Regions from separate parts of the Homo sapiens genome. Here region 2 is linked to region 1. Evidence: chromatin loops called from intact Hi-C (ENCODE). Cell type or tissue: heart right ventricle. All regions are shown on one strand. Each heading gives the region's core, and the rest is flanking DNA. Links, peaks and the distances in the headings are about the cores only.

Evidence for each region. A loop is a pair of places that touch in the nucleus more often than their neighbours do. Peaks named below come from ENCODE experiments on the same cell type or tissue, not always from the same donor. Only the 100,000 strongest peaks of a DNase experiment are listed, where the experiment ranks them.
Region 2: it touches region 1 in a loop (4-fold over the local background); 35 of 110 quality-filtered maps call a loop at or near these places.

Annotation. Positions count from the first base shown.
Region 1 is chr12:64,566,702-64,572,075 of GRCh38, forward strand. It overlaps a transcript of RASSF3 not described here. Among named protein-coding and RNA genes, the nearest start is that of RASSF3-DT, 40 kb to the right of the region's middle. In heart right ventricle, for the core only: a CTCF peak has its summit at 2,651; a DNase peak (open chromatin) is centred at 2,790; H3K27ac peaks cover 3,315 bases.
Region 2 is chr12:64,689,615-64,694,988 of GRCh38, forward strand. It overlaps RASSF3 (Ras association domain family member 3), which reads left to right. Exons shown (of 5, transcript NM_178169.4): 4 at 1,856-1,965; 5 at 5,149-5,374. The coding sequence ends at 5,298. Among named protein-coding and RNA genes, the nearest start is that of GNS, 67 kb to the right of the region's middle. RefSeq lists a silencer at 4,575-4,869. In heart right ventricle, for the core only: no CTCF peak of the experiment used is centred there; no DNase peak of the experiment used is centred there; H3K27ac peaks cover 591 bases.

The DNA.
Region 1 (5,374 bases), core at 111-5,110:
ACGAAGCAACCACAGGCTATCACTGTGAGAAGCCCACAGTGAGACTCAGCCTTAAAGATGGTGAGCATTTACTTTCCTCACCATTCTACACAAATGGAAGTTATTATGCATGCCTGTCCCTGTCTCCCCTGAGGGGTAGGGTTTCTAGATTCCTAAAACTCTGAGGTGGTGTTTTTGTTGTTGCCAGGTGGGGACCGAGGGCAAAAAGCAATTGCTGAAGCGATTAGGTCCAGATTAAGTGTAGCTTTGTGGGCAAGGCTGAGACCTTGAATCCTATCCTTTGGCAGATCAGCAAACGCGGTGGTTCACTGAGGGCAGGGATAATTGATTCTCTTGCTACTGGTGGAGGAAGTAAAGGAGCAGCTGGGGTTTGCAACTGTTGGGGCAGATCAATTTCAAAAGAGGCCTGGTTAGAGGAAACCTGTTGCAGGAGCCAGGCTGGGAGACAAAGGCGTGGGTGACCACACCAATGCCCCGTGGGAGGCCCTGGGTGACATTTTGCCTGAACATAAGAGGATGATAGTTACACCCTGGTTCCTGGCCCTGCCTTTATCAGTCACAGTCACAGCAGCAACTCTCTTACCTGAACAAGTGCAGATACAAAGGAATGGAAGGAATCTCCTACCTGGGGGTCACAAACAAATACCATACCCATCATCTCCTCTGGTTCCTGGGCACACAGCTACATTCTCTTCCCCAGCCTCCCTTGTGTTAAGTGTGGCCAGTAACTGTGTTCCAGCCAATGAAATGTGAGTGGAAATGCTGCTGGCCACTCTCAGCCCTGGCCCCTCAAACCTCTCCTGCACAATCGTTATTCTCTCTCCTCTCCACTGACCGAACAGAGACATCTTTGGGAAACTAACAGTGACACAGCCATGAGGTGGAAGGAGCCTGGCCCTGAGTGACGGCTCAGCCACAGTGGGCTACAGCATGAAGACTAGGATTTTGGGATTCCCTACGACAGTTGACATGCCCTGAATAATACACTTTGGAACTGCAACTGCTAACGTCCTGTTCCCTGATAAGAGTCTCACAAGTCGCACTGATGGAGCTACTGGCCTGGGAGATGTGGCTCCACACACCAGAGCTGCCTCTGCAGAGCGTGCACTGCTGGGCTGTGGGGTGTCCACATCTGTCCCTGCTGCCCAGGCAGGCGTAATGGGAGACACAGCCTTTCCATCGGGCAGGGTGAAGCTACTGCTGTTGCTCTAACTCGAGTTGGAGGCTGGATAGAAGAGAGTGTTTACATAGACCCCCACATCTTTCTCCTCACATCCTGAGGCATGCATGTGTCCGTGGTGTCTGTGTTTGCTTGTTTGGTTTTTATTTGTTTGTTTTTTGTTTTTTTGAGATGGAGTCTCGCTCTGTTGCCCAGGCTGGAGTGCAGTGGCGCGATCTTGGCTCACTGCAACCTCTGCCTCCTGGCTTCAAGTGATTTTCCTGCCTCAGCCTCCTGAGAAGCTGGGATTACAGGCGTGGGCCACCATACCCAGCTAATTTTTGTATTTTTAGTAGAGACAGGGGTTTCACCATGTTGGCCAGGCTAGTCTTGAACTCCTGACCTCAGATGATCCACCTGCCTTGGCCTCCCAAAGAGCTGGGATTACAGGCGTGAGCCATCATGCCTGGCCGCTTGTTTGGTTTTTTAAACTTGTGAGAGTGTGTGGTAAAACATATATATATCAGAAAATTGTTTATTTGAACCATTTGTTTGCCTTTCTTCTATTACAACAGAGGCCTTGATAAGGATCATTCATCCTCATTCAAGTTGGGTGGGGCCATTTCCTGCAGCTCCCTTTCCTCACGGCCCCAACACACCATGTGGCGGCAATTCCTTCTTCCCCTTCCTCTGTCTCCGAACAGTTTCTGGATTCCACCACAGCAGGAGCTGCAGTCAGGCACTCCCCAGTCTGTTTGGTGGGGTTCGGTTCTACTGAAAATTTCCAGAGGTATCTTCTTCTCATTCACCCACCAACCCCAGCCCTAAGGTGTAATAAGCCTTTTCTGAGTTCACTTTTTTTTTTTTGAGACAGAGTCTCACTCTGTCACCCAGGCTGGAGTGCAGTGGCATGATCTTGGCTCACTGCAACCTCCGCCTCCCTGGTTCAAGCAATTCTCCTGCCTCAGCCTCCCAAGTAACAGAGATTACAGGCACAAGCCATCATGCCCAGCTAATTTTTGTATTATTTTAGTAGAGACAGGGTTTCACCATGTTAGCCAGGCTGGTCTCGAACTCCTGACCTTGTGATCCACCTGCCTCGGCCTCCCAAAGTGTTGGGATTACAGGCGTGAGCCACTGTGCCCAGCCATGAGTTCACTTTTAATTGCCATCCTCTCACTGAAGTAGCCAGGTCAACTAGGGAGTCTCAAAGTAGTATGAGAAAATTTGGAGAGGACTAAGCTTGGCTGCAAGAAGAGGTTTTGGCTGGGCCAAGTGTAAACCCACTCAAGTGCTCAGTGACCCAGACATACAAATGTGTGTGTAAATGGCAGCTTCTCTCTTGCCTCTCCCGGACTGATACTCTCTTCTAGAAAAGCCATGCTTTGCTGTAACTATTGGAACCTCTAGAGCTTATCTGGGCCAGAGCTCTTTGCACAAGTTAGAAAAAGGCCCCTGCTCCAGCTGACACAGCCCTACGCTGCAGCCTCAGCTTGGCTGGTAGAGGGCAGGCTGGATTTCAGCCTCTTCTTGGCCTCCAGCCAGCTGCTTTGTGCAGTGCACAAACTCCACACCTGTGGTGTTGGCCCCTTCCCACCTGGCTGCTAAAATCTCTCCCGAACGTTGCCATGAGTTACAACCAGTTCCTCCCAGCTCCATCTCCCTTGGGGATGTTAGGGTGACCAGAGGTGATTTTTAGTTACACTGTCCCTAATGGAATTCTGTGGGCTGATCCAAGAATACGAGTATCTTAAAGTCATTGTTCTTATGAGGAAATGTATTCCTAGGTCTTTTCAAGTAAGCAACTTAAAAATACATCTTTAAGCTGGGCGCAGTGGCTCACGCCTGTAATCCCAGCACTTTGGGAGGCCGGGGCGGGCAGATCACTTGAGATTGGGAGTTCAAGATCAGCCTGACCAACATGAAGAAACCTTGTTTCTACTAAAAATACAAAATTAGCCAGGCATGGTGGCGCATGCCTGTAATCCCAGCTACTTGGGAGGCTGAGGCAGGAGAACTGCTTGAACCGGGGAGGCGGAGATTGCAGTGAGCCGAGGCCGTGCCACTGCACTCCAGCCTGGGCAGCAAGAGTGAAACTCTGTCTCAAAACAACAACAACAACAAAAACATCTTTAGGGGACAAACAGCCCACTAAAAATATCGGGTCTGCCTATAATGTATTTGACTTTCTTCTCCTCACCCCTTAAGCTTGTGAACAACTGTGGCTCACTCTACCTTCCGCCTTGGCTGTTTCAGATTTGACCTTGGCTCACTCAGACTTTGGCCTATAAAGTTCACAAGCTTTAGAGCATAGATTTCTGGATGTACTATTTTCTTTTGAAACCTGAACCCCAAACCAAGGGTGTGTCTTTGTAAATGACTGATTTAATTAAAAAATGGGCCGATGCTGATTATACAGATTTCTTCTCTTGGAATGCTTATTTTGGTGCTGTCCTAAAACTGATGTTTTGCAGCTGATGGATTAGGAGGACAGATGTTTTCGCTTGGCCTTCTCTCCTTTATATTTCTCATCTGGGCATCATAATAATAATATCAAGGGACAAACAGAGCTGAACTCAACACCAACACTTGACCTCATTTCTGATTTATGAATTCTCCCTGTGACCACGCAATTTGAGGAGAAGGCTGCCTCTGAAATGTGTTTTGCATTTTAATATTTTTTCATACTAGCCTCCTTCTTTGTCAAGCCACTGTGTGTGCAGCTGGCTTAACTTGCTGACTAGAAAATTGAAATATACTTCTATCCAGCAGCCAAAAACAAAGGGAAAAATTGTCTTTCTAAGAGCTGTTTAGCTGCCTGCGTTTCCCCCACCCCATCCCTCCTATCGTATATGAACAATACCCAAAAGAATCGAAGCTGCTTTTGGATTAATGTCAGTTGCAGCATTTCTCACGAGCTTTTTGGGTAGCACTGAAAACATGAGGGTTCTGTCATCTCAGCGTGGCTCCGTGAAGTGTCCTACCCTGCTCCAGAGGACGAACTGGAGACACTTCTTAACCTTGGGGGACTCAAGTCATCTGGCAAGCCAGATTTTTGGATAAAAAGTGTCTAAAGGCCAGACGCAGTGGCTCATGCCTGTAATCCTAGAACTTTGGGAGGCCGAGATGGGTGGACCACCTGAGGTCAGGAGTTCAAGACTAGCCTGGCCAACATGGTGAAACCCCATCTCTACTAAAAATACAAAAATCAGCCGGGTGTGGTCGCGGGCGCCTGTAATCCAGCTACTTGGGAGGCTGAGGCAGGAGAATTGCTTGGGAGGTGGAGGTTACAGAGAGCCGAGATCGCGCCATTACACTCCAACCTGGGCAACAAGAGCAAAACTCCATCTCAAAAAAATAAAAATAAAAATAAAAACAAAAATAAAAGAATGATAGTTTGTCTCCAAGCTTGCCCAGGTTGGTGCATTATAATGACACACTGCAGATGCCAGGCCCTGCGATCCTTAGACAAAGAAGAGGGGCTGTCGCTTTTTCAGGACATGGACTTCAGAGAATCATGAGGCTACCTGGCCACAGGAAACGAGAACATGATCCTCAAACCCACACCAGTGAGCACAATCAGGAAGCCTTGTTATGACCTGGCAGCAAAGGAGAAAGTGGGTTCAGTGACATCTGTCTGGAGATGTGCTGGGCTGGGCTGAGGCTTCAGCACACATAAGCTTCCTGATCATTCAGCATTCTCCTTTGTACTTTTTTTTCTTTAAGACACCTGTGTTTTTTGGCTGCCATGGGGGTGGGAGGAAGCCAAGCTTGGCAGCCTCTTCTGATCTGGTGTTAACAGCACCATACAGTAATTTCCAGCAATTATCTCCCTATCGTAAAAGTTCTGCAGAGAGATTCGTGACACTTTTTTTTTGTGCTGTTCCAATGCATACATTTAAATGGGGAACAAATTCTGTCCATATGGTGTCTCCTCTCTCTTCCCAGGTTCCCAAGTGCTTGGCCATGCCCAGCTATGAGTTGCTGCATACACAAAGTAAGGCTTGCTGGTATAGACAGTGGGGACAAGCAGTGATTTTGGGATTCTGCTGGTGCCAGAATCACTTACTTTATTCTCTTCTTTCTGATAGCTGGAGGACAAAGGGCCTTCCACCAATCCTAGAATTCATAGGTTATGACGTTCATAAGCTACTCCTTACCTGGGATTAGACCTAGTTACCTGGTTAATTCCTCCCATGGCTTCATGAACTTTGC
Region 2 (5,374 bases), core at 229-5,228, 120 kb after region 1:
CAATCTGAAAGTAATCGTGACTTGTTGAAATATTACCCCCATGGCTGGCAAATCCTTTAACATGATTGGCAATGTCACTGTATGTGTGTGTCTAGCATGAGACATATATAGCTGTGCTTGAAGCTACCGGAGCTTATATTCTGATTGCTTGGTTTGTAGCTGCTAATTCGCTAATTCTTTTTTTTTTTTTGAGACGGAGTCTCGTTCTGTCACCCAGGCTGGAGGTGCAGTGGCGCAATCTTGGCTCACTGCAAGCTCCACCTCCCGGGTTCACGCCATTCTCCTGCCTCAGCCTCCCGAGTAGCTGGGACTTACAGGCGCCCGCCACCACGTCTGGCTAATTTTTTTGTGTTTTTAGTAGAGACGGGATTTCACTGTGTTAGCTAGGATGGTCTCGATCTCCTGACCTTGTGATCCGCCCGCCTCAGCCTCCCAAAGTGCTGGGATTGCAGGTGTGAGCCACCGCGCCTGGCCTCGCTAATTCTTAATTAATCTGTAGAGAGATTTGCTTTTAGAACTCTTGTTTTTATGTTCTTTGGATGGTATATACATTTTTTTTTAAATTTGTTTTTTGTTTGTTTGTTTGAGACGGAGTCTTGCTCTGTTGCCCAGGCTGGTGTGCAGTGGCACAATCTCGGCTCACTGCAACCTCCGCCTCCTGGGTTCCAGTGATTCTCCTGCCTCAGCCTCCCAAGTAGCTACAATTACAAGTGCCCACCACCATGCCCAGCTAACTTTTGTATTTTTAGTAGAGACAGAGTTTCACCATGTTGGTGGCCAGGCTGGTCTCAAACTCCTGACCCCAGGCAATCTGCCTGTCTCGGCCTCCCAAAGTGCTGGGATTACAGGTATGAGCCACCACGCCTGGCCTTGGTTTTTGAGACAGCGTCTTACTCTGTCACCTAGGCTGGAGTACCATGGCATGATCATAGCTCATTGTAACCTTGAACTCCTGGGCTCAAGTGATGCTCTTGCCTCAGCCTCCTAAGTAGCTAGGACTATAGGCGGGCCCCATTATGCCTGGCTAGTTAGAAAAAAAAATTTTTTTTTTTTGGAGACCAGGGTCCTGCTATGTTGCCCTGGCTGGTCTCGAACTCCAGGCCTCAAGTGATCCTCCTGCCTCAGCCTTTAAGTGTTGGGATTACAGGTGCGAGCCACTATGCCTGGCCTATTTTTATTGTTTTTAAAGGAGTAGTGGACCCTTTTTTAGGTTTCTTATCTTGCCTTTTTTTTTTCATTTAAAAAAAATTTTATTTATTTTTTGAGACAGAGTTTCACTCTTGTTGCCCAGGCAGGAGCGCAATGGCACGATCTCGGCTCACTCCAACCTCCACCTCCCAGGTTTGAGTGATTCTCCTGCCTCGGCCTCCCAAGTAGCTGGGATTACAGGTGCCCGCCACCACGCCCGGCTGATTTTTTGTATTTTTAGTAGAGACAGGGTTTTGCCATGTTGGCCAGGCTGGTCTCAAACTGCTGGCCTCAGGTGACCCGCCCACCTCGGCCTCCCAAAGTATTGGGATTACAGGCATGAGCCACCATGCCTGGCTCTTACCTTGTTTTCTAAAAGGAAGAGCAGAGCTAACTATAAGCATATTTTGGGACTAATATCTATTAAAATTTATTCTTGAAAATAATTTCCTTCTTAATCAAGGCACAGTTTATATTTGAACAGAAACAGAATAGATTTTATTCCACTGTGGGCTACTGGTATTAAATAATAAGATGAGCCGACTGGCGACTTAGAGGCTGGGGTAACTTGGATGGTTACCTTGATCTGGAGGAGGGGATCACAATGGGGAAGTGGTCTCAGGAATGGCTGAATACTCTGTAACATGCTGCTTGTTTCTTTACCCAGTCTACGCCTGCAAGCTCTCAGACCGGGAACATCCACTCTACCTGCGTTTGGTAGCAGGGCCCAGAACAGACACACTTAGTTTTGTTCTTCGTGAACATGAAATTGGAGAGGTAAGTTATTGTTCACTATTGCTTTAAACTATACAGAACAGCTGGCCCTATTTTATTGCAGTAGCCTAGTGACTTGGCTATTGATGGGGGATGGGAAGAGAAGAGAGTTGGAGGGCAGGGGGATGGGAAGAGAAGAGAGTTGGAGGGCAGGGAGAGGGAGAGGGATTTTGAATTGTCAGAAATGAACCCAAAGTTAGCCTATGATGTCATTCTCTCACAACCTTATATTATTAGTCTGTCATTTTCAGAGGTGGGAGAAAATAAAGTTTTTTTACTTGATCTCCATCCAGAGAGTCATTTTCACCCCTTCCCACCTCCAAAATACTCCAGTCCAGCTGAACTTTGAAAGTTGACACTCACCATGTGTTTGCTACTAACAAAAGTCTCCAGGCTAATTCCCTTCTAAAGGGATATAAAAGGAAATTCGATCTCTTTACCATGGAAGGCATTTAGCTTTCTAGCATCTTTTTTTTCCCCCTTGCCCAGTCAACTGATTAAGAAATTATGTTTCCATGTGCATCATTTGCCATGTTGTCTCCAGGGAGGATTGTATTTAGCCAGTTCAGTAGAAGAAAAAAAGCACTTGAGCCTGCCCTCTAGATCAAGTGTCAGCTTTAAATGACACTTGAGCAAATCCCAAGCTCCTGTCCCAGTCTTCTGTCTGGAACAGGAAATGGTGTGAAATGTCCTACATGGTGCAATTGAGAATAGGGTTTCTAGGTTAAAAGTTAGGAAACGGCTCTGTTTCCTACTGTTTGTTAGATTAGTAGCATGACCTTGGATAAGTCTTCTAATCTTTTAGCCCTCAGTTTTAAAATCTGTTAAGTGGGACTAAACACTTTACAAGGTGGGCTTTGAGTCACAATTAGAAATGTATACATGTAAGTGAAGGGAGTTTTAGGAAGACAGTGGTTTTACATGTTTTTGAAGTTTCTTTTGATTCTGGTGTTTTGAAGCTTTTCAAGACATTCAGACTCATTTTGGGGAGAAGGCAGGGTGCAGAAATCTGACTTGGCTTTGCAGATGGTGACCATTCCCTCTGCCAGCTTAAGCCAGACACATTAGCATAGTCTACTCAGTGTTTTATTTTTCTTGTACTTAGTGTTTTAAGTAGCAACTAGAACTACATTGGGCAAGAATTTTATTAACTTGGTTATTTTATTGTATTTTAATTATAATTAGAGATAGGGTCTCACTACGTTGCCCAAGCTGGTCTCAAACTCCTGGGCTCAAGCAATCCTCCCACCTCAGCCTCCCAAAGTGCTGGGATTACAGGCATGAGCCACTGCACCTGGCCTTAACTTAGTTTTGAAATTGACTTGACATTGGGTTTTATTGTTCCAGACTGCTGTACTGGACCTCTGTATGGTGTTCTTATTTCTCAGTTATTTAAGGAAAACTGAACTGAGGAAGAAATTTCCATAGCTGTTAGGGGGTGGGAGGGATATTTATATGATGTCTTTATTTTGGAGACTTCAACATAGGTGAAAGATAATCTGTTAAAATTTTAAAAATTAACAGAATATTCTAACGTAGAAGTTTTGCTCTCCTACTCCATGTTGCTCTTTTTTTTTTTTTTTTTTTTAAATAACCAGCCTAAACTGTTCTCCAGGAATTCTTCTACCACTGAGCCCATTTGGTGGATTTACTTATTTTTCACTCTTTGTTTGTATTTGGTTATCTTGAATCTTTTCTCTACACCATCAGACAGCAGTTCTCCACCAGGATCCAGGGCCCCCTTTGGGAGAGGAGGATGTGTTTGGAAAAAACCTCGTAGATGATGCTAGATACCCTCCTTGACATTCACTGCTTCTATTTTTTAAAATCTGTTTTAATTTTTTTTTTTTTCTTTTTAAAGAGACTAGGTCTTGCACTGTCACCCAGGCTGGAGTACAGTGGCGCAATCATGGCTCACTGCAGCCTCAATCTCCCGGGCTCAAGCAATCCTCCTACCTCAGCCTCCCAAGTAACTGGGACTACAGGAATGTACTGCCACAGCCAGATAATTTTTAAATTTTTTGTAGCGACCTGGTGTCACTATTTTGCCCAGGCTGGTCTCGAACTTCTGGTCTTGAACTTCTGGGCTCAAATGATCCTCCTGCCTAAGCATTCCAAAGTGCTAGGATTATAGGCATGAGCCACAATGCCCAGCCTAAAAACTTATTTTGTGCCTGCTAAATAAGTACTAGGAGCTGTTAGGGAAACAAGGCTCAGAGCCTCAAGGCAAGAGATAAACTCCAAATAGCGAGAAGTACGGCAGCTGTGGTGTAGGTAAGGTGCAGGTGAGATAGATATTAAGCAAATAATTGTAATTTAAAAATCTTGGTTGTGATCAGGGGCTCTGTGAAGGCTTTTGATACACTTAGCCTTGGGTGGGAAGAGAGGAGAGGAAGTTGTGGAAAGCTGCTTAGAGAAAGTGGCATTTAAGCTGAGATGGGGAGGATGAGTAGTTCATAGCCAGGCAAAGTGGAGGAGGGGAGAATGCGTGCCACTTGGGCAGAGAGTGAAGCTCGGTGAGAGAGAGATGGGGCCGGAGAGTTTAGAGTCTTTCAGACAGCATCAGCAACTAAGGGAAGCCATTGGATGGTTCTAAGCAGGGGAGAGTCTTGGCCAGATGAGCATTTTACAAAGGATGTTCTGTTTGGGGAACAGATGGGGGAGCATAAGAGCCGAGTGAGGAGGCCAGGTAGGAAGCTGTTCCAGCGATGCAGGAATAGATGATAGTAGCTAGCACCAAGGGGCCGTACCGAGGGAGAAAAGGCTGAATGGAGAACTGTTTGGGGGTGATAAGACTGATTATGCGAGGTAAGAAAGTCAGTTACAATGAGGACTCGAGGTTAAGATGAAAGGACTGTCGAATTGTTTTTAATGCTGTTGGGGGTCAAATCAGGTAAGGAATGAAAGTGTCCAATAGACTTAGGGATATGGAGGTCTCTGGCTTTTAGGGAGATCGTCTTGAACAGTGGGAGGAGAGGGTAGGAAGGTGATTGGTGTGAGCTGAGGTGGGAGTGGGAGTGGAGGGAGCCCTTAGGCTGGCAACACCCCAGCTCTTGCAGACCACACCTTCTGCGGCATGGGGCTGGGAGGGGAGGGCAGCCGCACCTCTGGGAGCTCCTGGTCAGCATTCCTAAGTCTAACTGAGTATTAAACATCTGGCATTTTTCTTTCTGTGTTTCCTGACAGTGGGAAGCCTTCAGCCTTCCAGAACTACAGAATTTCTTGCGCATCTTGGACAAGGAAGAAGATGAACAGCTGCAGAACCTGAAGAGGCGCTACACAGCCTACAGGCAGAAGCTGGAAGAAGCCCTCCGTGAGGTGTGGAAGCCTGATTAAAGCGGGGCTCCCTGCCCGTGAGGCCCGGTGCAGGACCGATGTACAAAACAGCAGCAAGTGCCTCTCTTCTCAGAGG